Regions from separate parts of the Mus musculus genome. Here regions 1 and 2 are each linked to region 3. The links are chromatin loops, found by intact Hi-C in ENCODE. Cell type or tissue: heart. All regions are shown on one strand. Region 1 has its middle 17 kb from the start of Gstm4. Region 2 holds the start of Gstm1 (glutathione S-transferase, mu 1). Region 3 has its middle 11 kb from the start of Eps8l3.

Evidence for each region. Peaks named below come from ENCODE experiments on the same cell type or tissue, not always from the same donor. Only the 100,000 strongest peaks of a DNase experiment are listed, where the experiment ranks them.
Region 1: a loop joins it to region 3, with 9 times the contacts of the local background. A loop is called at or near these places in 18 of 42 quality-filtered maps.
Region 2: it touches region 3 in a loop (7-fold over the local background); 7 of 42 quality-filtered maps call a loop at or near these places.

Annotation. Positions count from the first base shown.
Region 1 is chr3:108,057,688-108,065,687 of GRCm38, forward strand. No RefSeq gene overlaps it. Among named protein-coding and RNA genes, the nearest start is that of Gstm4, 17 kb to the left of the region's middle. In heart, a CTCF peak has its summit at 4,037; no DNase peak of the experiment used is centred here; H3K4me3 peaks cover 268 bases; H3K27me3 peaks cover 491 bases.
Region 2 is chr3:108,014,325-108,022,324 of GRCm38, forward strand. It overlaps Gstm1 (glutathione S-transferase, mu 1), which reads right to left and starts at 3,649. Exons shown (of 8, transcript NM_010358.5): 1 at 3,416-3,649; 2 at 3,027-3,102; 3 at 2,560-2,624; 4 at 2,195-2,276; 5 at 2,004-2,104; 6 at 621-716; 7 at 429-539. The coding sequence starts at 3,451. It also overlaps the pseudogene Gm12502. In heart, a CTCF peak has its summit at 3,788; DNase peaks (open chromatin) are centred at 97, 3,697, 4,377, 5,067 and 3 weaker places; H3K4me3 peaks cover 1,673 bases; H3K27ac peaks cover 1,593 bases; H3K27me3 peaks cover 200 bases.
Region 3 is chr3:107,862,286-107,870,285 of GRCm38, forward strand. It overlaps the pseudogene Gm5075. Among named protein-coding and RNA genes, the nearest start is that of Eps8l3, 11 kb to the right of the region's middle. In heart, a CTCF peak has its summit at 1,848 (motif pointing left); DNase peaks (open chromatin) are centred at 433, 1,746, 4,986, 7,806 and 2 weaker places; H3K27ac peaks cover 303 bases; H3K27me3 peaks cover 850 bases.

The sequences.
Region 1 (8,000 bases), 200 kb after region 3:
CATGTGCCTCTGCCTCCAGAGTGATGGAATTAAAGTCATGTACCACCACTGCCCAACAGCTTTGAGGTTTTATAACCCAGCCCTACCTCCTGTGTTGTAGTTCCCCCCACCCCCATTGTCTCCCACCACCCTAATTCCAGACTGCCTTTCAGGGCATATTGGTTCTACCCACTCAAGAATTGTAAGTAAAAAATAAAAGCTTTCTTCCTAAAGCTACTCCGATCGGGGTGTTTTATCACAGCAATAAAAAAGTGAAGCATCCTCTTGGCCCACTGATGCTCTCCCCATCCCCTCCGCTAACCTACACAGGTTAACCTCACCTTAAACCCCAACATGTGGGAAGAGAGGCAAACAGAACTCTGTGGGTTCCAGACCAGCCAGGGCCACACGGTGAGGATGCTCCTCAGAAACAAAAGCAAAGTGATCACGTTGTCATTAACACTTCTATTTACCTCATCCCTCCTTCTTAACAAATTCAATCCAAAAATAATATCAAAGCTTGTCATAGAATCCCTGATCTACACTTGTGGTTCTTCCTGGAATTACTTTTTGAGTCTTCCACCTGTGAGCCCTGCTCTATTCTGCTTGCTGATTCGATTTACCCAGGTTGCCATTCAGCATTTATATGGACAATATTTCCCCACTTCATAAATCCTGGTACCAACCTCTGCCTCAAAGACCACGGAAAAGAGGGGAGGTGTGGTGGCTAGATTGAAAATGGTCCCGGTAGGCTCATGTATTTGAATACTTGTCTCCTGCACTCCGTGGCAGTATCTGGGAAGGTTACAGTCTGGGTAGGAGGTGGAGCCTTGCTGGAAGGAATCAGTCAGTCATAGGAGCAGGTTTTGTGTTTAGAGCCTTGCCTGACTTAACAGCTACAAAAGAAGCACCCCCCCCCCACGACCCTACTACACCTCAATAGTCAACTTGAGGAAGCCAGAGACTTGAATTCAGTGACCAGGTTCCCTTGGTCCCTTCTCTACTTTCCTTTTCCTATAAAGCCATTCCTCTATTTCTTTTTTATAGAAACAACAAAAAGGCTGGAGACATCAGACCACAGACCCTGTAGCTCCCTCCTCTTTGTCTCAGAAGTGAGGCCAGGCCTCCTCAGCCACTGCATAGGCAGACATTCTGTATCCCTCACTCTAAACAAACAACTCGGTATCCCCTGTACACACACACACACACACACACACACACACACACCTGCCACCTTGAAACAGGTTTGATTTATGGCTGTACTCTTCAACCCTAGGGAAAATTCTAAAATAAGGCATTTTTATCTCTTACTCTGTCTCTCTCTCTCCTCTCTAGTCCTCCTGTTGTTGTCTTACTCTTTTTCTTCTCCTCCTCATCCTTCTTCTTAAGATGTATTTATTTATTTAATATATGTGAGTGCCCTGTCTGCATACACCATAAGAGGGCATCAGATCTCATTACAGATGGTTGTGAGCCACCATGTGGTTGCTGGAAATTGAACTCAGGACCACTGGAAGAGCAGCCAGTACTCTTAACTTCTGAGCCATCTCTCCAGCCCCACTTTCTCTTTCTTGAGAAAGGTTTCAAAGGGGAGCTTCTTGAATTAGTTACTTTTTGTTGCTATAATCAAATACCATGACCAAAAGGCAACTTGTGGATGAACGAGTTTATTTTCGGCATTTGGTTGTGGAAGGAGCTGGGGTTTAAGGTGAGTACCGCCACCCATGGCAGAACAAATGGCAGAGGAACGATGACAGCAAGCAACAGGAAATAGAGAGAGGACATCTTCAAGTGCAAGCATGGGGCACAGAAAAGCAAATTCAAAGTGGAGCAAGGCTCTAAACACAAAACCTGCTCCTATGACTGACTGATTCCTTCCAGCAAGGCTCCACCTCCTACCCAGACTGTAACCTTCCCAGATAGTGGCCATGAAGCTGCTGCCCAGCCAAAGAAATCTGTTTTTGAACTTGTCAGGGGAACCCCAGGAAATGCAGGATTGGACCTCTGTTCTACCACCCACACAGTATTAACTCCAGAAATGGGAGTTCAAACTCTGCCTACAGGAGTTTTTGGACTTCTACCTGCAGAAACTTGTGGTTTTCTTTTAGGACGAAGCGGTTCTATTGTAAAAGGTCTGCAGATTTATCCAGGTGTTATAGATAATGACTATTAGGGAGAAATTAAAATCATGGCTGCTTCCCCTCGTGGGGTTCTAACTGTACCTGCCCACCAGAGAACTGCTCAACTTGTCTCAGCTCCTTCACATCCGCTACCGTCCAGATTTGTTGAGAATGAGAGATGACAAGGTGGCTTTGGCTCCCCTGCTGTGCTTGATTCTTGGCTAAAGTGTGGGCCACTCTCGGGCTTTGCTGAACCAGCAGATAAAGTCTTAGCCATTTTTATCTTCCAACATGAAACACAGAACATTCAGTCATTCAGACAACGAAACAAAGCACACATGAATTGACACATGAACGGATTGGTGCACCAGACATTAGACAACACAAAGAGGGCAGAGAACTTCTGCTGTAGGGACCAGAGAGAATAACACAGGGTGTCCCCCGATTTCTCTCTGTCTCTGGGAGAGTTTCAAAATCCAATTTCCTTTATTTTATTTTATTTTATTTTATTTTATTTTATTTTATTATTTTAAACCCCATTCCTCTCCCCTGATGCAGTCCTTGACTACAGACAACTGCCTGATTCAAAGTTTTTAGTCCCACACATGTTTCGCTGCCAAACCCTAAGTGGAATCAGTGCCGGGTCAGCACTGTTCCAACTTAGCCAGTATCCTATCGCACCTCCAGCAACACTTTAAAAAATGAAGTTTAAAACCAGCGCTAGCATAAATACCTGTTGCTCACTGTGCCCAATACGATCTTCTTTTTCTTCCCTTCTCTTGGAGCTCCACACAAGACAGCGGTCCCTCAGTGTTTTCCCGCCGTTTCCAGGCCCCTGGTTCGGGAGCCAATCTGTAGTAGGAGGCCAGCCCGTGACCTACATGAACTGAGTATTTCTGGAAGGCAGGCTGGGCCTTGATCAGAGAAACATTTGTCTTGGCTTCATTCTTTTCTCACCGTCTAGTCTCTCTCTCTTTCAGCCCCAGCCTGCCTTCCAGAAATACCCCGTTCATGTAGGCCTCGGGCTGTTCTCCTACTACAATTTATGTGTAGGTATGTGTATCTGTGTACATGCATGTTGGTACCTGCAGAGGTCAGAGGGGTGTCGTTAGATCCCATGGAGCCAGAACTGAAATCAGGTCCTCTGGAAGAACAGCAAATGCCCTTAGCCGCTGAGCCATCTCTCCAGCCCCTTCAGTCTGATTTTTAACACCACACAAGCCTGCTGACTTGAATTTGATCCCAAGAACCCACATAAAAATAAAAAGAGAAAACTGGCGTCCATAAAGTTGTCTTCTGGCTTCCATATATATTCTGTGGCATGTGCGTGCCCACCTGTACACAATATAATAAAAATTTGGTTTTTTTAAAGACTTCATTAAGATATTTAGATGAATACAGTTATAAAGCTGGATGCACACAAGTCCTAACTACAGTGATATGTATTTATACTTTTATGCTTCTTGATTTTATTTTATAAACACAATTGATCTGCTCACAATAGTTAAACCCACAAGACGGGTATTAGTGTTTATAGTTATGAGGGGCAGATGAAGTCCTGAGTGAATGTCTATTATTGACAAGGGTCCCAGCTCCTCAGACACATGGGAGCTGGGCAGACTTCCTGTCCATTTGCAAATGCTGATATCGTGTACAGGGAGCGTGGACTGCAACTTCCTCCTCTTAGATGTTTACAACCCCGGATTCCCTTCAGAAACCTGCCACTGGGGCTAGAGCTAACCACAGACCTACTGGGTCAACAAGTGAAACAGGAAAACATTGACAACCCAAAGTGACTAGACGTCCTGATCACCAGTCAACCCGGCTGCAAATTGAAGTAACTAGTATGCTTTAGAGATTTAAATCCCCACGAGGTTTCTTGAATTAACAATTCCTACAGTGACCCCTATTGTCCAAAATGTGCAACTACAAGGCAGTGGCCTTAAGGTTCTTTTAGCCCACTCTATGGAAGAACTGTCTTCAATCAGCAAACACCACACAGCCATATATTTTTCTTTAACAAAAGTCGCTTTCAGTTCCGTGAGCTATCACACCCAGAGCTATCTTCCCAAGGAACCCACCTTTTTCCTCATTCCTACAAAGATGGCATGGGTGAAGAACAGCCATGGGTTTGCACATAATACAAAGGCCCAGCAAGGTTCATGGGGACAGAATGTGACAGAGGAGAGGGGACAAGCCATACACCAAGATTCCCTGCAGTGGGGTCCCTGGGGATACGTTGATGTGAATATGCAAAACGTGGCCATCTGGGAACACCTCCAGCTGTACAGATACTCAACTTCTGACAAGCGACTGGACTGGAGTGGTGTGGGAACAGGAGCAGCTGGACCATCAGCCAATATAGGCTCACGTAGGAGGCTGTCTGCAGCTTCCACGCCCAGCCAGGTAGCAACCTCAGGCACAAGAGCCAGTAGTGGGGCAGCGGCGGCAGCAGCAGTTAGATAAATTTATGGTCAAGATAAATTGCATATATTTTATAACATATATATTGCATATATATAATTATCAAAGAATAAATTTAAAACATATTTTTTAAGAACCAGAGGTATCATTGATAACTCAGCTGAATCTGGAAGGCCTTGGGGACCCCAGGCCAAGGCCACCACAAGAATAAAACAAGTTGTTATCTAACAAGAGCCTCTCTTGGCCATTGCATCTGAAGGTCAAGTTTCCCTACAGGCAGCAGTGTCAGCCATGGAGGGAAAACCTTCCGAATGCACAAAGGCACTGAACTGTAGAGTAGCCTGTCTCTGATCAGGGCCACATTGATACAGAAAAAGAGGTAATGCAAGACTGACTCCTGCTTCTCAAAGCCATGGCTTCAACCTCCGGCTCCCCAAAGTGCTCCTGATTGACGTTTTTGCAAATGCTCTGCTTGGTATTTTGAGTCTTTATTGCACCTTGTTCAATCCTAGGTCAGACGGAGTCGGTTCCAGGATTGGCCATCTCTAGAGGCCCAGCTGAGGATGCGGCGTGTGAGGCCTCATCTCCAGGATGGGCATCATCTCCTTGCCAGTGTGGCAACGTCTAACAAACCCATCCAACCTGGGCCCTCTGCCAGCACTGCCAAGGCTCTGCTCCTCTTCTCTCCTCCCCATGTCTGTGTGCACAGGAGCCTCTGACTCCAAGCTCTGAGGGAAGAATCGCAAAGAGCAGCTAACTGCAGAAGAAGTGTCTCCTAGACCTTCTCAGGAGACAGGGTTGCCTGGTGACGAGATGGGCAGCAGAAGGCAGAGAGACCAGAGGGTAGCTCCAAGACCCACACATGACCCACACACACGATGGGAAAACCTCAAAGAAGAGACCAGAGAAGCAGCCTGGGAGAAGTGACTGCTGGGTAGCAGAGGCTCAAGATTTGGAGGACCAGGGAAACAGTTTGATGCAGTAGAAGAGTAAAGAAAGGAGGAAATTGTGTGTGTGTGTGTGTGTGTGTGTGTGTGTGTGTGTGTGTGTTCGGGTGTGTGTTCATGTGTGTGTTCGTGTGTGTGCACATGCGCGCCTGTGTGTATGTGAGACCTATTTATTGAAAAGTTATTCTAAATCAAGCAGTGGTGGAATGCACCTTTAATTCCTAGCACTAAGGAGACTGAAGCAGGAGGATCTCTGGGTTTGAGACCAGCCTGGTCTACGGATCAGCCAGGGATACACAGAGAAACCCTGCATAGAAAAACGGTTATGGGCTGGTGAGATGGCTCAGTGGGTAAGAGCACCCGACTGCTCTTCCGAAGGTCCAGAGTTCAAATCCCAGCAACCACATGGTGGCTCACAACCATCTGTAACAAGATCTGACTCCCTCTTCTGGTGTGTCTGAAGACAGCTACAGTGTACTTACATATAATAATAAATAAATCTTAAAAAAATGATAATATTTGAAATGAAAAAGAAAAAAAAAAAAGAAAAACGGTTATTCTGGTGGCATCCACAGACGAAGGAAGTGTCAAATTGATTAATAAAAGAAACAGAATAATATAAAATAATTTACCCTGGGTGACCCCTGGCAGAGAAACACAGAAGAAAATACAGCTTACCAAGCAGGACAGACAAGTCAGACTCTAGTGACAGACCAGTGGGTTGTGGGTTCTCCTGCTTTGTCACAACCTGTAAGCACCTCCCCACACCAGCTGAGCATCACTGCATCTCAACGTGAAACTCAGATGTTCCAAGTTAACGTCACCTGCAAAACTCCAGAGGTTTCTAGAACACTAGAGGTGGTACGCCACAGTGGCTCAGATTGGAATCTGGAGTCAAATGAGAATTGGAAAGCCTGGCTCTCACATCACAACACTGAGCAACCAGAAAATCCCTTAATCTGCAGATTAGACAATCCACCTGTGCTACCTCTGCCCACTGCTGGTTTCATTACTCAGAAGAGAAGGCTGTGCACCTTGCCTGGGCAGCAGAGTAATGCTGTCCCTAGACAGAGAGGGACAGCTAGCCCTGAGGACAGAGCAAGAGAGAGCTAGCCCTGCCACTCATCTGCCGTGAGGTAGATGTCCTCCACTCACTCACCCCCTCACTACCTGCAGCAGTTGATATAACTGGCCCCGGGATCATGAGAGTATGTAAGCTGGCCCTACCTCTTGCCTGCTGCAGCACTCATGAGATGGAGCCCTGCACCTCACCTGACCAGCACAATAGATCTGGCTCTGGTGGAGGGGGCTCAGATGAGCTAGCCCAGGGGGTGAGAGTGTGGGAGAGCTGGCCCCACCACTCATCAGCCTTGTAGTGGTGTGGTGTGGTGGTGGTGGTGGGGTGATGCCCTCCCCGCTTCACCTGCAGTAGTCCAGAGAGCTCGTCCTGGGTCATAAGAGTTGAGAGAGCTAGCTAGCCCTGTCCCCTCACTGGCTATAGCACTCAGGAGAGTGAGTCCTGCACTTTGCCTAGGCAACACAGTGGAGCTGGTTCTATGGTGAAGGCATTGGCTGAGCTAGCCCTGGGGGTGTGAGAGCAGGAGAACTGGCCCAGCCCCTCCCAGGCTGCAGCACTTGGGAGAGTGAGCCCCTGCACCTTGACGGGACAGCACAGTGGAGCTGGCTTTGGAGATGTGGGCATGTCTGATCTGGTTCCAAGGGCATGAGAGCAAAAGAGCTGATCCTGCCTCCTGCAGACGGAGGCACGAGGTGGCCTAGCTGGAGCAGTGCTGGACAGCTTGTCCCGGTGTGCAGATAAGGGAGAGCTGGTCTGCCATCCAGACCCAAATCCAGGGCTCTAAGTTGGCCTACCCCAAATCTGTATCATCTGCAAATGGTTGGGATTTGTGATGGGGCCGGTCCTGCTGATCCAGGGCTGCAGGATCTCCATGACCCAGGGCAACAACAGGAAAACTGGGAGGAGTCGCAGGGAGGATACAGTATTGATGATGTCACAGAAGCCAGAGACCTCGAACCAGACCAATGACTCATTGTATTGAACATTCACAAGGGAAGACGTGAGAACAGAGGGATATACTGTGGGGCACTATAGATTCCACAATGAGTGTGTGTGTGCACACGCAGTGGGAGAAGATTGCAAGGGCGAAGGGTAGATATGAGGGGACAGGGAGATGAGCAGGACTGAGCAGGGTACATGTCGTGAACCTCACAAGGAATCAATAAAAAGTTTTTAAAAATCCAAAGCCAAGAAAGAGAGAGAGAGAGAGAGAGAGAGATCCACCTGTGAACTGTGGCTAATAAAAGAGATCCTATCGAGTGAGCTGTGAGGATCTGAAAATGAAACAATCCAGGAAAAGAACATGATAAATAGAATGTTGGCTGGCTGGTGTGGGCTGGGAGCGCTGAGCCCTGGGAGGGGACAGTGTGCCTGAGTCTCCACTGTCACTCCCAAAGCATCTCCTAAGACCCACGATCACGGGGGCTCCCCCAGGGTGCTCAGGGCCACCGC
Region 2 (8,000 bases), 150 kb after region 3:
TCTTCCATCTGGCTATGTTACATTAGCTCTGCCTCTTTCACTCCCCTAATGCCAAGACCCACACACTATCAACATGCACAGCCTTGCCAGGGATCCCAAACAGGAGAATGAGGTTGTGCAAGGGCCTGAAGCTTTTTCTTTTGACCCAAGGCAGGGGCAGTCACTGAATGCTGCCCCAGATCCCAGTGCAGCTGCAGGTGCAGAGACCTTGGGCACATGAGTACCCTCTGTAGTACCAGGCTCCTTATCTGTCCAATGGGACTCAGAATCGCATCAATCTTTTGGAATTTTGAAGGGATAAATATTGCCCAATATGCTTCTTTACAGAAGCTCAGAAAATCCTGGTTATTTTCCTAGTCTTGGGACTAGAAAGCATCATGGACCCGAGAAAGAAGACAACCCAAGGGGAAGCAGGATCAGGGCATCACCTCGAAGCGGGCCAGGAAGTCCCTCAGGTTTGGGAAGGCGTCCAGGCACTTGGGCTCAAACATACGGTACTGGTCAAGAATGTCATAAGCAAGGAAATCCACATAGGTGACCTGCAGGAAGCCAAGGGTGAGCGCTCTGGAATCTGACACCAGGGAAGGATGGCAACCCCTCCTCCCCACCCCTCCCTTTACCTTGTCCCCTGCAAACCATGGCCTCTTGCCCAGGAACTCAGAGTAGAGCTTCATTTTCTCAGGGATGGTCTTCAAGAACTCTGGCTTCTGCTTCTCCTGAGGCAGAGAACAGCTGGCTGTCACCACCTTTAGACTCAGGCTCCCCAGCAAAGGGTTTGGCAATGGAACAGCCACCTTTCCAAGAAAGGGCCAGGTCCTAGTCTAGGAGTCCATTTAACAGGTCACGATTTTACTAATGACAGAATTCATGCCAGAGGTGATGGACAGCCTGGCAGAAATTTCACACTGTCTCTGAAATCTGTCACCACTGAAGTCCAAACCAGGTGCTGTGAGTCACACCCAGAACCTCCTGAGTATCTAGCATGCTTTGGCCTCAGAGACCCAGCGGAACTACAGAAACAAAGGGCACAGAGACACCAGGAGAAGACAGTTATACTGGATCCACCGGGGAGCAGGAGAACAGATCAGATATTTGAAGGATGTGCTTCAGTTTTAATCAGTGATTAATACCGAAAGGAAAAGGACTCAAAGTTCCTCTGGCTGACCCTGAGCTGGCTACTAGGAAGATGTCCTGCTTTTCTATTGGTACCTAAGACAGACCTGTGGGGAAAGAACTGGGTAGATGTGTGAGACCAGTGTAGACATAACTTATTTACTTACTTGAGTCTGGAATACACAGACTCAAGCTATGAGGAGAAGAGATACACCATGGGCGATGGTAATGCCACCTTCCTGGTCAGACATCTGCTTCCTTATCACTTAGGGAGTATACTGGTGCCTGTTGGTGCATGGGGGTCCAATGTTGATGCCAAGTGTCTTTCTCAATCACTGTGCACCTTATTTCTGAGACAGGGTTTCTTAGTAAATCTAGAGCTCAAAGAACAACTAGCCTCAGTGGTCAGCAAAACCCAAGAAGCCCTCCTCTCCTCCCAGAGCACTATATTTATAAGACCAGGCTGCCACACTGGGTGTGTGTGTGTGTGGGGGGGTGTTATAGGGTGCTAAGAGTTCATATTGAAGCCTTCATGTTATGTAGCAAGCACTTTTACTCCACATCCCCTAATTTCATCCTGGGGGCTTTTGGTATAAACACTGGGTAAGACGGCACATTGGAAGAGACCAATGGACAGATTTAGCAGAGATTTACAGCTGTACTGAATAACTTAGATCAACTGTCCACCAGCAGAACCTTAACCATATCCTAAGACCAGCAGGGATAGTTTCACTGTGTTGATGTGATAGATCTCAGGGGTGACAAGGGTCATCCTGCTGGTAAGATCAGAAAGCTTAGAGAATCATTACCAAAGGAGGATGCTACAGATCTGAACGTGAGACTTTAACTCCTGCTGTGAACCCTGTCTGCCGCACCCACTGGCCACTCACAAAGTCAGGGTTGTAACAGAGCATGATGAGCTGCATGCGGGTGTCCATGACCTGGTTCTCCACAATGTCTGCACGGATCCTCTCCTCCTCTGTCTCTCCATCTGCAGCACACACAGTACACTAGGCATCCCAACCTTGCCAAGCCGAGGAGATTATCCCCCATCTCCCACCCTGTGGCCAGCCCCACTCACCCAGGTGGTGCTTTCGGGCAAGGTAGCGCAGGATGGCATTGCTCTGGGTGATCTTGTGTGATCCATCGATCAAGTAAGGCAGCTGGATGGACAAGCAGGGAGGGTCAGATGGGATATGGGGTACCTGAATCCTTTCTCTGGGTGAGAGAAGACACAGGGCCTGACAGTGTGCCTGCCATGGGAAGCCCTCCATGGGCACAGTGTGCACTGAATGAGAGAGCTGGGGCACAGCCCATCACAGAACACTGTGCAGCCAGCAGGGATGGAGCAGGAGAGCAGAAACACTGATCCTAAACCCTCAGCCAGGCCAGGAGATGAGGTGAGATCACCGTGTCTTCCCCAAACCTCTCCTCCCCTGCACCTACATTGGGAAAGTCCAGGCCCAGCTTGAACTTCTCATTCAGCCACTGGCTTCTGTCAAAGTCGGGAGCTGTAAACAAGAAGATGTGAAAAGGCATTACCCCACTGTCCCACCCTTCTACAGATTATCGACCAGTAGCAAGAACCCCTAAGGCAGGGCCTCTGCAACCTGTTACAGAGAGTTACTTTCCAATGTGGAGAAGGGTCTGAATAACAACTGATAATAAAGGCAGCCTGGACCCAATAAGACCCCAGTAGTGAATTCTGTCGAATTATAAATACAAATGGACCAAGGAACTCCATTCTCCATGATCTATATTGGAAAATCAAACTGCACTCTCAAAGAGGTTTCTGGAAGCAGCAGCCTCTATCTTTAGCTAGAGGGAGACCAGCAGGGCTAAATAACGGGAAATCTAGGCATAGTTTGATAGGTAAGAGGGAAGCAGGTGTCTGACCAGGAAGGTGGCATTACCGTCACCCATGGTGTATCTCTTCTCATCATAGCTTGAGTCTGTGTATTCCAGGAGCATGCGGATCGGGTGTGTCAGCTGGGAGAGATGACCAGAAGAGACAGAGGTCAGACATTGTGGGGACTTCTTTGTATGACTTCATCTTCACCCGTTGAGACCTCCCACACTGCACAAACGCCGTCACCCCGCACGTGCATGTGCACACCACACACATACGCGCGCGCGCACGCACACACACACAGCCACCCAAGTGCGTAAACTGAGCGCTGAGAGCTACAGGCAGGAGATTCCAGTGAGAGCTGAAGAGTACCCGCTGTAGGAAGGGCTCCTGCTCTTAAGAACTTTCTGCTTCACATCCCAGTCCCACCCTCCAAGTGGACCCCTCTCTCACTCCGCGGACGTTCCAGTATCCCAGTATCATAGGCATGGTGCTGGTGCTGTGGTCTTCTCAAACTGGCTTCAGCAGGACTGACCTGTGTGTTTGGAGTTGTGACTTTATACAGACTACTAGAGAAACGTGGGCAGGACAAAACAGCGGGTCCCTCCCAACCCTGCACCAATCCCAATTAGGCACTCCCCTTCCTAGGTCTGTAACCAGAGCAGCAGACCCTAAAGCGGAAGGCAGAGGCCACACCCTCTCCGGGAGAGGCGGGGTTAAGATCCTTAGCGGCCTCTGTCCCGGGATTCTGTTTTGCACACGCTGAAACAGAATCTGCTCTCCTGCTTCCCCCGAAACCCTCTTAGCGACTGCCGCCATCGCCGCCTGCTGGATGCTCCCTAGACTAGCTAGCACTTTGCCTGGAGTCTGGCCAGACAGCGAAAGAACATTGGGTGGGTGTTCTCCCGCCTTCCTTTCTTTTGCAGAGCTCGGTTTTCACACCCAGACTGTGGGAATCTGTCATTGGGGAGGCTCAACTCTCAGCTTAAAGACAAAAAGGCGAGAGCCCCCGACCTGAGAGTTTAATGTAGCACTTATCGTCATGGAAAGAACTCTGTCAGTCTGACAGGTACCGGATTTTTGCGCACACAGCCTCAAGTTACAGGAACAGTCGGTGACATGGAAACAACCCCAAGGCAGAGATAAACAGGGCTCCGTATTTTCCTTTAGGGGGTTTGAGAACTGTTATCAGTTATTAAAAAACTAATCTGTATTTTGGCCGTGTTTATGAATCTAAATTCAAGTACCAACCACAGAGGGGCCGGAAGTTTGAGGGAAGCCACAGCTGTGGACAACAGTCAGCTGACAAAACCCAGCAGAGCACAAGGGAGAAAAAGAGCCCACGCTGGGTTGTGCCATAGAGAGGGAGAGCATGTGACCCAAGAAGTTTGCTTTCAAGGGATACCAGGATGCTGTACACATGGGAGCCCAAAGCAAGACCCTCAGCTGTCCCTAAATGCAGGACCTGGCCCAGGCTCCGGACATGCGTTTGTATATGACAGGGTGGCTCAAATGACCTTTCAGGTTACCCTGAGATATATAGTAGTATATCCTTCACAAGTAGTATATGCCCTGTAGTATTACCTTCACAAGGTCAATGTCCTCCCAAGAACACTGTCCTACCTGTTTACTTTCTTTTTTGCAGACAACCAAGAGGCTTGATGGAAGGGGAGACTAAAATGAGTTTACAAGTCAAAGGCCAAGGCTGTTGCTCTGCAGGACGTACATTTTGGGATTAAATCATCCTTTACTGGGACTACGGGGTATGAAGGCAACATATCATGTCACCCACATAGGAGCTGTGCAGTGAGGTTGCAGGGGGCAAGCAGAGGCCATCTCATCCTAGGACATTAAAGAAACCACATGTTCTGCAGGTCTTGGTGAGGATGCACGAAAAGTGACCATGTCACTGGGGCTTTAGCAGCAGTTTGGTGGGAACTACAGGGACATATTTTGCAAGTATGAATGAGGCACTTCAGCAGATTGTCACACACTGTGGGAAGTAGAGAAGGAGGAGTGGAAGAAAGCAGAAGGAATCCATACTGTCTAGGACAAGGACTCAGAGGGCCTGGGAAGGGAGCCAGAGCCCTGGAGCCCTTCAGAGGACAGAATCTATCTGCAGACAGGGATAAGGGCTAGGACAGCAAGTTCTCAATGCAGGGTCCCCAGAGTCCGAGATCATTGTCCCTTTGAATGAGAAAGGTCCCTGAAAGGCAGCAGGGAACTGTGGGGACTGGAGACGTGGAGAGATCTGAAGCTAGGAGTCACAGCCAGTGCTGTCTTGGAGAATTTAATCCCAGCGTTGGTCACTGATCCTCTGGGTGTCTCTGTGCACTGTCACAAGTTCACAGTGCAGCCAGCCCTAGTGTCTTAAAAGGACACTGTACAGGAAAAAAATCTAAATGTGCTGGAGGAAATTTGGCTTATAACCTATAGAGTGACATCTGAGATGGATTCCGTAATTTCTTCCAGGCCAATGGGTGACATTCAACATGGTCCATGCAAAACCACAGAATTCTATAAATAATGGCTTTAAAAATTTTAAAACTCGGGGTGGGGGTGAAGAAGGGGCCGGCCTTCGAGTGACAGCGGCGCAAGATGTCAGCCACCACAGGCTCGGGAGTAAAAGTCCCTCAAAATTTCTGACTGTTAGAAGAATTGGAAGAAGGACAGAAAGGAGTAGGCGATGGCACAGTTAGCTGGGGTCTGGAGGACGACGAGGGCATGACACTTACAAGATGGACAGGCATGATAATTGGGCCTCCACGAACAATCTATGAAAACCGAATATACAGCCTTAAGATAGAGTGTGGGCCTAAGTACCCAGAGGCACCCCTGTCTGTAAAATTTGTAACAAGAGTCAATATGAGCGGCGTGAGCAGTTCGAATGGAGTGGTGGATCCGAGAGCCACGGCAGTGCTGGCAAAGTGGCAGAACTCCCACAGCATCAAAGTCATCCTGCAGGAACTGCGGCGCCTGATGATGCCAAAAGAGAACATGAAGCTGCCACAGCCACCGGAAGGACAGCGTTACAGCAATTAGTCACCAAGGCCCCGGCCTCCCCTCCCCATCCAACCCAAGTCTTCATTTTCCACAGTAGTGAATTTTCTAGATACATCTGTAGACCTCAAAGTACTGGAGAGGAAGCTCCACTCAGCCTTCATCCTGAGGCACTGTTCTGATACTAACTTCTCGTCCATTTGAAATACCTAAGTTGTGCTGTGTAACATCAACTGTCAAGTGTAACCGCTGTCTGCCTGGTTGAACGTCTGGGATCAAGAAGGTGTTGAAATCGGTTTCCTGTGGGAGCGGTGGGCACAGCTAACACAACTGTGAACAGACACGTCACACAATCACCTGCTGCTGGCCCTTGGCCTGAGTCTGCCTTTGCCCTCCCCGCCCTCTGCCACGGCTGTGTGGTGGCCCTTAGAATAGATGGGAAGGCTTCAAGTAGCAGTTGTGGGACTGACTACTGCTGGGCTTGGGGCGCTTTGGCTGCACCCCTGCTTTCTTCAGTCTTAAGTGATGCCCCATCCAAGCCATGGTCCCCACTCTTCCACTCCCACCCTTGGCCAAAGCTTAGATTGTAACCCTCCCCTCCCTCTGAAATTGGCCATGGGTGAGGAATTCGGGGCTTCCCGTGTCCCCACCTTTATCAAGGGGTACTGCTTTCCCCTCCTCAACTCCCCTGTTGCCCATCACCACCCAACACTTGCTGTGGCCAGAAGCCATCAGATGAGGTTGGAAGAGCCTGGCCTACCTCACTTAGCTCCGGACCACACTCACCTGCCACCAGCCTGGGAAGGGAATGCCAGGTCCTTAGCCCTGCTGCCACCATCTTTGCACTCAGGTCTAGAGGTAAACAGAGCAGTCACAGGGCGACTCGGACCGGCCAGCGATCAGGGTGGTGGTACACACCTTTAATCCCAGCACTCGGGAGGCAGAGGCAAGCGGATTTCTGAGTTCGAGGCCAGCCTGGTCTACAAAGTGAGTTCCAGGACAGCCAGGGCTACACAGAGAAACCTTGTCTCGAAAAACCAAGAGAGAGAGAGAGAGAGAGAGAGAGAGAGAGAGAGAGAGAGAGAGAGAGAGAGAGAAAATTCCCGAGACTGGAGAAATGGCCCAAGTGGCAGAGAGCTTGCTAGGCATTCATAAAGCCTTGCAGTCAATCCCAAGAACATCATTAACAAGGCTGGTGGCGCTCACCTGTAACCTTAACACTCAGGAGGCTGGGGCTGGAACAGAAGAACCATCAAGGTCATCTTCAGCCTCACAGCAACTTTAAGTCCAGCCTGGGACAGAAGACCTTATTCAACATGGGAAGATTCCAAGTTAGTACACATCAGGAGACAGAATAAAGCAACTATAAATCTGAACAAATGATTTCAAAATTGAGGATACATTTTTTCCATAGATGCATAGTTTTAACCGACTGCATCTAATAAATACAACAAGATATGGTTTTTAAAAATTAAGAAATGAGTGAAGTAATAATGCATACTAGCGATGTTTTCCCAAGCACTGTTTTCCAGAAACTGGCTGTACAAAATTACAAACCTGCCTAAAATGTACACGTTACACCAGTTGTCAGCAACTACACAGATCAGACATGGGCGGCGGCACAGAGAGCATGTCTGTAACTTACTTATTCTGAGCCTAAATCCCCACTACACACTACACATGTGTAACTACATATACACATAGTATACTGTAACTTGGTAAAAATAAATAAATAAATAATAAAAATCATTCATCCAGAGCATGGTAGAGTCACCCATGAGGAAGAAAGGAGAGGGGTACGTGACCAAATGGGACAGCTGGAATCCAAGGCAGGAACTAGACCCTCTGCAGGGTGCTTTGAACACACTAGATATCACAGTGCAGACATGGACACCCACTCAAGAACCCTTCAAAATCTGTCCGACCATGTTCCCTGGTCAGGAGGGAACCTGAGGCGCAGAAGGCTTAAGCAACTTCTTTCTTTTCACACTGCTAGTTAGTGGAATAGGGGCCCAGTCAGACTGGCTCTGTGGGTGTC
Region 3 (8,000 bases):
GCGCGCACGCTACATCAAACCCCAGAAGGGGCAGATGGAGAGATGGTTTAGCATGTAAGGGCTAGGCTCACAATTGAGGGGCCAGAAGGTGTTCTGAGGGGTGGGAAGCCCCAGAAGAACAAGCCTAGACAAGAGGTCATTCAGGGCTGTGTCCTCTCAGCACCTCCATTCTAGATAGACAGAAAGGCAGGTGGACAGATGGACCGACAAACAACAAACAGGCAGACACAGCTCCTGGGGAAGGAGGCTGTGTTAGTTTGCTTTCTTTTGCTGTGATGAAGGCTTTGATCTAAAGCAACTTGGAAAGGAAAGGTTTTGTTTATTTGGGCTTACAGATTAGAATCCATCAGCAGAGGAAGTCAGAACAGGAACTCAAGCAACCACAGAGGCAGGAACTTCTGGAGGAGAACTGATTACTGGCTTGTTCTCTGTGGCTCATGGCTTGCTCAGCTTGCTTTTTATGTAGCTTAGGACCACCTGCCTAGGAGATGCCATTGCCCATAGTGGGATGGAACCTCCCTCCCACATATTAAACATGAATTAACAAAACGCCCCAGAACTTGCCTACAAGGCCAATCTGATGGAGGACATCCCTCTACTGACAGAGCCTGGGGTGGAGTAGGGGGACCCAAACTCTGGCCCGTGAGAGCACAATTCACAAGAAATCCTCTGTAAAGGTAAAGGAAAGTGAAAAGAGAAATATGTGTATGGGTGGCTGTGAGAGGATGCGCTTCTAGCCAGAAGATCTTATGGCTCCAGCAGAGAGGGAGAAGCCCAAAATGGAGACCCCCCTCAGGACAGAAAGACCTCCATTTTTGTTCTCCGTGCGCATCCCATATACCCCTGACTTCAGACTGGTAGAAGTGCCATGGGGGTCACGTGAGCCAGAACAGGGACATCAGTCAGCTCCTTGCTAGGCTCCTGGGTTCCTGACTAGGACACTTTACTTCTCTGACCCTCGGACTGGTCATCTGTGAAGTGGAGGTGGTGATAACACAAGGTGGTCTGAGAAGGAGAACTCATATTGGCCAGCGGCCCAAAGGTTATTTAAAAGCACCTCTAACCCTATTCACTGACTCGATGGTCAGTGTTCTCTGCAGGCAGAGTCAGCCTGGTGCCTCTGCTCATGCGGGTCCTGTCAGGGTTGTTCTTCAGCTGGTAAAACGCTGTTCACATTCCAAGGCTTCCCTCCTATGTCAGATCCTCTGTAAAACCTCTACCTCCCTGCCCAGAGGAGGTCAGCATCACCTTCCGCCCTTATCAGCAGGGTCAAAAGCTGCCCAGTCTGTGGACCGAAGGGTCTGGGCAGGAGTTGTGTTGGTTGAATACTTACCTAGCATTCTGCCTTTCTGCCTCTAACACAGAACTGGCTGGCTAAGCACCTGTGAAATGCCCACAGGATAGATAGAACACCTTCCCCTCGTCCTGACAAGTCCCTCGGCCTTCTTAGGGAAGGAAAGATCAATGGCCCTGCATTTCTTTCTCCTCTGCTACATGAATTCTTCTGTTTGGTTTAATTCCAAAGAGACTGGCAGTCAGTCCCCAGAAGCTAAACTCAGACCCCGATGGGATTCTGAGGGTCCCTTACTGAGAAAGAGTGGCTAAGGATACCAAAGGCACAGCTGGGAAGGAAGCAGGCTATGTGTGGTATATCACCTGATCTCACTTCAGCTGGCCATAAATGGCCAGTGTCTCTCTTCTCCAGCTGTGCACAGCTGGCCTGTTTCCTTTGCCAACTGGTCCTTTTCTTCACTCTCAAACGAGCCAGGCCTCTCATAGGACATTAGATGTGTGTTGAACACAGTTGGGGATAAGGAAATGTGAGTTTGAGCTGCCCTCTGCTGGCCACTCCTGGGAACTACCCTTTCTCTGATGATGGAAGCTGCTTTCTGTAAGTTAACCCACCCAGCCCCAGCACTTTGTCTTACAGCTCTCATTTTGACCTTTTGGATGGAGTTTAAACTCTCTGGCCTGGATAAATTGGACCTAGGTCCAATGTCCCTTTCCAAGCAATCACTCCTCCTTCACATGCTGATCCATGAAATTTGACCCTAGGCTGTATGAGCTAGATCTCCACTAACAGTGTCCTCCATGGTCCTCCATGGTGAGGACTGGTTCAAGTTTTGCCTCTTCTCAGCTATACTGAAAGCCAGTTGCACTGGAGGGTGTACACACAGGCTCAGGGTTTGAGCATGTTCCTGTAGGACCTAGTCTAGTCGTGAAAGGAAAGCATATTCCAGCTTTTTCCATTTCTAGCTCCACCCCCACTGGCCCCTGAGTGGCTTCATTGTGCAGCCTGGTAGAGTCCTTCCAAAAGAGGTGGCATGACTGTCAGGCAGGTTTCTGATCATTCCCAGACCTCTTGACCTTGCAATAGTTACTGGCTGTCAAGGAGAGTCAGGGGTAAATCCTCAGGCATGTAGCCTTCTCACCTTCTCTCTATATGCATTTGAGACAAGGTTTCTTTGTGTAGCTCTGGCTGTCCTGGAACTAGCTCTGTAGATCAGGCTAGCCTTGAACTGACAAAGAGCCACCTGCTTCTGCCCCCCCACCCCCAGTGCTGGGACTAAAGGCGTGTGCCACCACTGCCCAGCTTTAAAAAATATTTTTAAAGCAGATCTCTTAGTCAAAGTTCTGGTGCTGTGGAGAGACTCTGTGACCATGGCAACTCTTATAAAAAAAAGCATTTAATTGGGACTAAGTTACAGTTCAGAGGTTTAGTTCACTGTCATTGTGTCAGGAAGCATGGTGGCATGTAGGCAGACATGGTGTTAGAGAGGAGCTGAAAGTTCTATATCCAGATCTGCAAACAGCCGAAAGAGAGACAGAGACACAGAGACAGAGAGAGACAGAGAGAAAGAAAGGCACACAGAGACATAGAGCAACAGAGACAGACAGATACACACATACAGAGTCAGAAACAGAGAGATACAGACACAGAGAGGAGAGAGACAGAGACAGAGAGACAGAGAGAAAAAGAGGCACACAGAGACACAGAGCAACACAGATGCACACACACACAGATAGAGTCAGAAACACAGAGAAATACAGACACATACACACAGAGAGAAGTGGAGGGAGGGAGGGGGGAGGAGGGGAGAGACTAGGCCGGGCTTGAGCATTTGGAAGCTCAAAGCCCACCCCTAGTGACAAGCTTTCTCCAACAGGGCCACACCTATATAGGGGCACTCCCCGACCTCCCAAAGGCTAGTAGCCCTATCAGAATGCAAAAATGCACTCAGGTGCCACAGTCTAGAACAGAGTCGATACTGTTTAAAAGTCCAAAGTCTCTTCTGAGTCTCATGACAATCTCTTAACTGTAATCTCCTATAAAGGCAAAGCTAGAGCAGATTAAGTACAGTACACAGAATACACATTACGACTCCCAAGGGGAGGGAAGAGGGCACAGTGAGGAGACCCTGGACCAAAACAAGACGGAAAGCAGCTGGGTAAACTCTAAACTCTGCATCTCCATGTCTAATGTCAAAGCGCTCGCTCTTCAGATCTCCAAACCCTTTCAGCTTTGTTGACTGCAACACACTTCTCTGGCTTGGGCTGGTTCCACTCCCTGTTAGCAGCTCTCCTTGGCAGGTATCCACAACTCTGGCATCTCCAACATCTTGGCGTCTCCAAGGTATCCAGGCTTCACCATCATAGCTTTACGCAGAGGCTTCTCTGGGTCTCCATGCAGGGACATCCCTGGTACACATCTGAACTCAGTGGCTCAGTCTCGGAGGGAGAGTCCAGAACCATGTGGCTGAAGCTGCCAAGTTCTGCTGCTTGCTGGGACTGGAACATGGCCTCCTTGTTCAAATATATTTCCATCAGCTTCCTGATTTGGGTGGTTTCCTTCACTCACTGAGCTTGGCTGTCCTGGAACACTCTCTCCAGACCCCCCTGCCCCCTCCCAAGTGCTGGGATTAAAGGTGTGTGCCACAACACCTGGCCCTAAATTTTTTTAAAATTTCTTTTCCCAAGCTGGAAGCTTAAGCTGGGTGGAGTCTTTCCCTGGCGTCACCGCTCCCTTTATTACATTTGCATCAGCTTTTCTTTAATCTGTTTATCTCCTTGAACACTTAGTTTCATCGCACTCCCTGGTGCCCCCCCCCCCTCCTCAAGTTTGCTATAGTTATGAATCGTAATGTAAGTGCCTAGTTTCCAGTGGTCTTAGGCGACCCCTGTGAAGGGGTCCTTTGACCTCCAAGGGCGCGGGGGGGGGGGGGGTTGAGAATGGCTGTTTTAATTCTTCAAGACTCAGATTCGAGATATACACCTAATATACCTCCTATATACTTATAGCAGGCATTGACAATAAAATACAATGTCTATCAAATACATCACAGCTCCAAGCCGAGGGATATTCAGGAAAGAGTAGCTGCCATGAGTGATACACAGGGGGAATTTACAAAGTTTCCAGAATCTTCTGAGCCTGATAGCATTCCCCTCTGAAGTCCTCTTGGTCCTAGACACAACAGTGTCATTACCAGTCACAGGAGCATATCCCAGCAGGCCTTAGAAGATGATGCAGTTCCTACCCGTACCTGAACAGCACATAGGCTGAGAGACACCAGCTCTCTAGTGTCTGCTTCCAAGGAGTGATGTTCTCCAGACAGACTCCACAGTCCAGCATTGCTGACCCCACAAAGCCCTCAGATCTTCCCTCAAAGTCCAGCTTGCTAGCAGGAGGAAGGGACAGCTTAGCAGCCTCCCTGTACCTGTGCCCCACGCTACTGGTTCCTGCAGCTCTACCTGGCAGTGCCAGAGGGGATGGGTAGGATGGGCTCTGCATGGGGCTTGGGAAGGCTCAAACTGAACCGCATGGCTCCCCTCTCTGCATATGGGAGCTCCTAAACCCCAGATCCACACAGGCAGTCTTGAAAGAGGCCGTTCAGTGAGGTGGCTGGCCTTGGTCTTAGTTTCCTCGTCTGTACTATTAACAGGGTGAGCTGGCACCTCCTGCTGACAGCCAGTGGTTCTACCTTCACCTCGCCTTCCTTCGCTACAATTCACCTACTAGCCAGCAGAGGGAGCTCGCACATCTCTGCAAATAACCAAGGTTCTATGCGTTAGGGCTTGCCTGGGGTCTAAAGTACCTTAAAGGACCAGCGCTGTGTAGGTGTGTGACAAGTTTAAATACAGAGCCTAGCTAGGCCACAGGTCACATATTCTGTAAATAGTAGCTGTGCCTGTCAGCATTTTGTAGACGAGGACACAGGCTCTGAGAGTTCAAAGGGGCCCACCTTTGCTATCTGTGAGCACCCTATCTGAGAGAGTGCTGTAGGGAGTCAGAAAGAGAAGAGCAGTGCTCGCCCTAAGGTGCTTTCGAGCCCAGATGGCCACATTTAGTAAAAACTGATGGGCCAGCACAATCTGCTTTGAGTCCCCAAGGCCATGACTCTGCCAGAAGCTGGGCTCCACTCAGGGTGTCACAGCTGCCCATTCAAGCCCTAGGATTGTCAGCCTCAAGAGTGACAAACCCCAGAGACCTGCAGGGCTCTGGATCCAAGCACACCCTAAGAGACGTGTTCCACGGCTGTTATCTTCCATCAGGCCTTGTCTGGGAATCCTGCACAGGGCTCATGGAGCAGGGCTTTCAATGGCCTGGGTTCTGGGTTCTTTTCTGAGGCCTATAACAGCAGGCTATGAAGGAACAGCCACAAGCCACGCTTATCATACCTATTCTTTTTTTTTTTTTTCTTTATGGAAAATTTATTGCAACTCTCCAACATGGAATTATTTTTTCTTTTCAACATCTTGCTCTGCAGCTCCCTTCGCCCTTTTTGCTCGGATGCCAAAGAGTCGGGCATTGGGTACGGGCCATTCGGAGACTGGCAAAAGCCTTAAAGTTCTTCTCTTCTTCTGTGATAACTCTGGCCTTTTCCTTTTTGTACACATTCCGGATGGGCATCACGGGTCCTGTCAGCTTAAGTTCTTCAGCAGAACTGTCTCCCTTCTTCGGAGCAGAAGGCTTCCTGGGGAACAGGATGAGCTTGGAGCGGTACTCCTTCAGGCGCTGCACGTTGGCCTGCAGTGACTCCGTGGACGTGTTTCGCCTCCTCGGGTCTACAGAGATGCTGATGGTGCGAGCCATTTTCTTGTGGATGCCAGCCACCCTGAGCTCCTCCAGGCTGAAGCCCCTGCCAGCCCGGACCTTGGTGTGGTATCTCACTGTAGGGCACCTCACGATGGGCCTGATGGGGCCAGACGCGGGGCGAGGGGCGATGCGACGCGCTTTCGTCTGCCGGGCCTTGCGCCTGCGGATCTTGCGCACCCGCTGGTTGAACCAAGTGTCCACTCGCTGCTGCCAATCCTTGTGGAAGTGGGGTTTCAGGATCATGCCATTCTGGCTGGGCGCCATGGCTGCCTCCTATACAGGAGAACGGCCGAGGGCCCCTGCAAGGCGGTCTGCAGGCGCCACTTAGATACAGAAGCCACTAAGAATCAAGTTGGGCAGCCAGGGCTCCTTGCTCTACCACCGTTGAATTTCAGAACATAATATCACAGAGCAAGCAACCATATGTCTGTGGTGCCAGAATACCCCAGGAGACGCATCCAGGAGACTGAGTGGTCAGAGCACTTTTCAGAGCTCAGCTCATAACTCGGCTCTGGTTAATTCTGAGGAAAAGTTTGAGGTGAGACACTACATTCTCATCCAAACCCCTGGGGAGTGGTAAAATCTAGACCCAAAATTCCTTGCTCATACGGGAGGCAGACTCTTCATGAGGGGGAGCTGCAGTTTGCCTCTTTACCCAGGCCTCCCAGGGAGGACGACGGTGAGGACTGCTCCAGGGCATTGCAGCCTGCCTGTTTGCTGGGTTGCTGAGGGAGCTGGGGAGAGATCGCCTGGAGGAGAGGCTCAGAGGGTGAGGGGATCTGCTCCACAGAGCGGGAGCAGCAGGCAGAACTTCTGAGGTCACCTTTGGGGAGGATTTGTGAAGTCCCTTTCTTCTGCTCCAGAGCGTGACCTACATCAGCCCTTTCAACCACAATGAACCTCAAACTCGAAGAATTGAAGCCAGTCAGGGTAGGGTTGGGGTGGGGTGGGGTGGGAGTGGGGAGGCTCCAACTGAGCGCAGCTCTAGAGCGCCAGTTTCTTTTAATGAGGGCTTCAGCAGCAGCTGGGGCTGCAGAGCACATATTGTTCTGCATAAAAATGAGATCGGAACTGTGAAGGAACCAAAGAACCTGGGAAACCTAGGCTTCTCTGTGGAGACTGCACACACACACACACACACACACACACACACACACACACACACACACACACACAATTGATTTGTTTTGTGTGGGGTGGGATGGGAGGAAAGCATTTTCTAAAAATACCTTTGGAAAAGGGTGAAAATACAGAAAAGAATAAACCAAACCCCCCTCTCACAGATCTTGGGGTAATCTTGTTACCTCTCCCAGGGACTCGTCCCCAAGCAGGCCCATTGCTTAGGGTCTCAGTGTGCTCCAGCTGTTCACTGGATGGGACTGGGACAAGTCTGTACCTCCTCTGTTTGTTCATTTGTAAACTGAGACGAAACTCTCTGAATCTATTTCAAAGGGCTGATGCGGAGCATTGAGATGGGCCCATGTCTTAGAACAGACACTGAATAAAACTCACATTCATGTGGCCTTTTTTTTTTTTCTATTTAGATTTTCAAAACTGAGTGCTAGCCCTTTTATGGAAATCCCCTTTTCACCTCATGGACATTTTCCCACCCAGGGATCACCAAGAACATTTTCTTCCCGGAAGTGGCCTTTAACCAACCTCCTCTGCTAGGCCTCCTGAGATGTCTGCCTTGAATCACAGTCCAAGGTCCAGGCTTCTGAGGACAACTAAGCTCCAAGGCCCTCAGGGTGAGGGAGTCCAGGGAATGCTGAACTCAAGCATCCCCTATGCAGGCGAGAGCTGGCACAAGGAGCCCTGAGAAGCAGGAGAGGCCCCCTTGGGAGTTGTTTGTTGGGACAAGGAGGGGAGGCCCAGACATGCCGCCCCATGATCCACATGGTGAGAG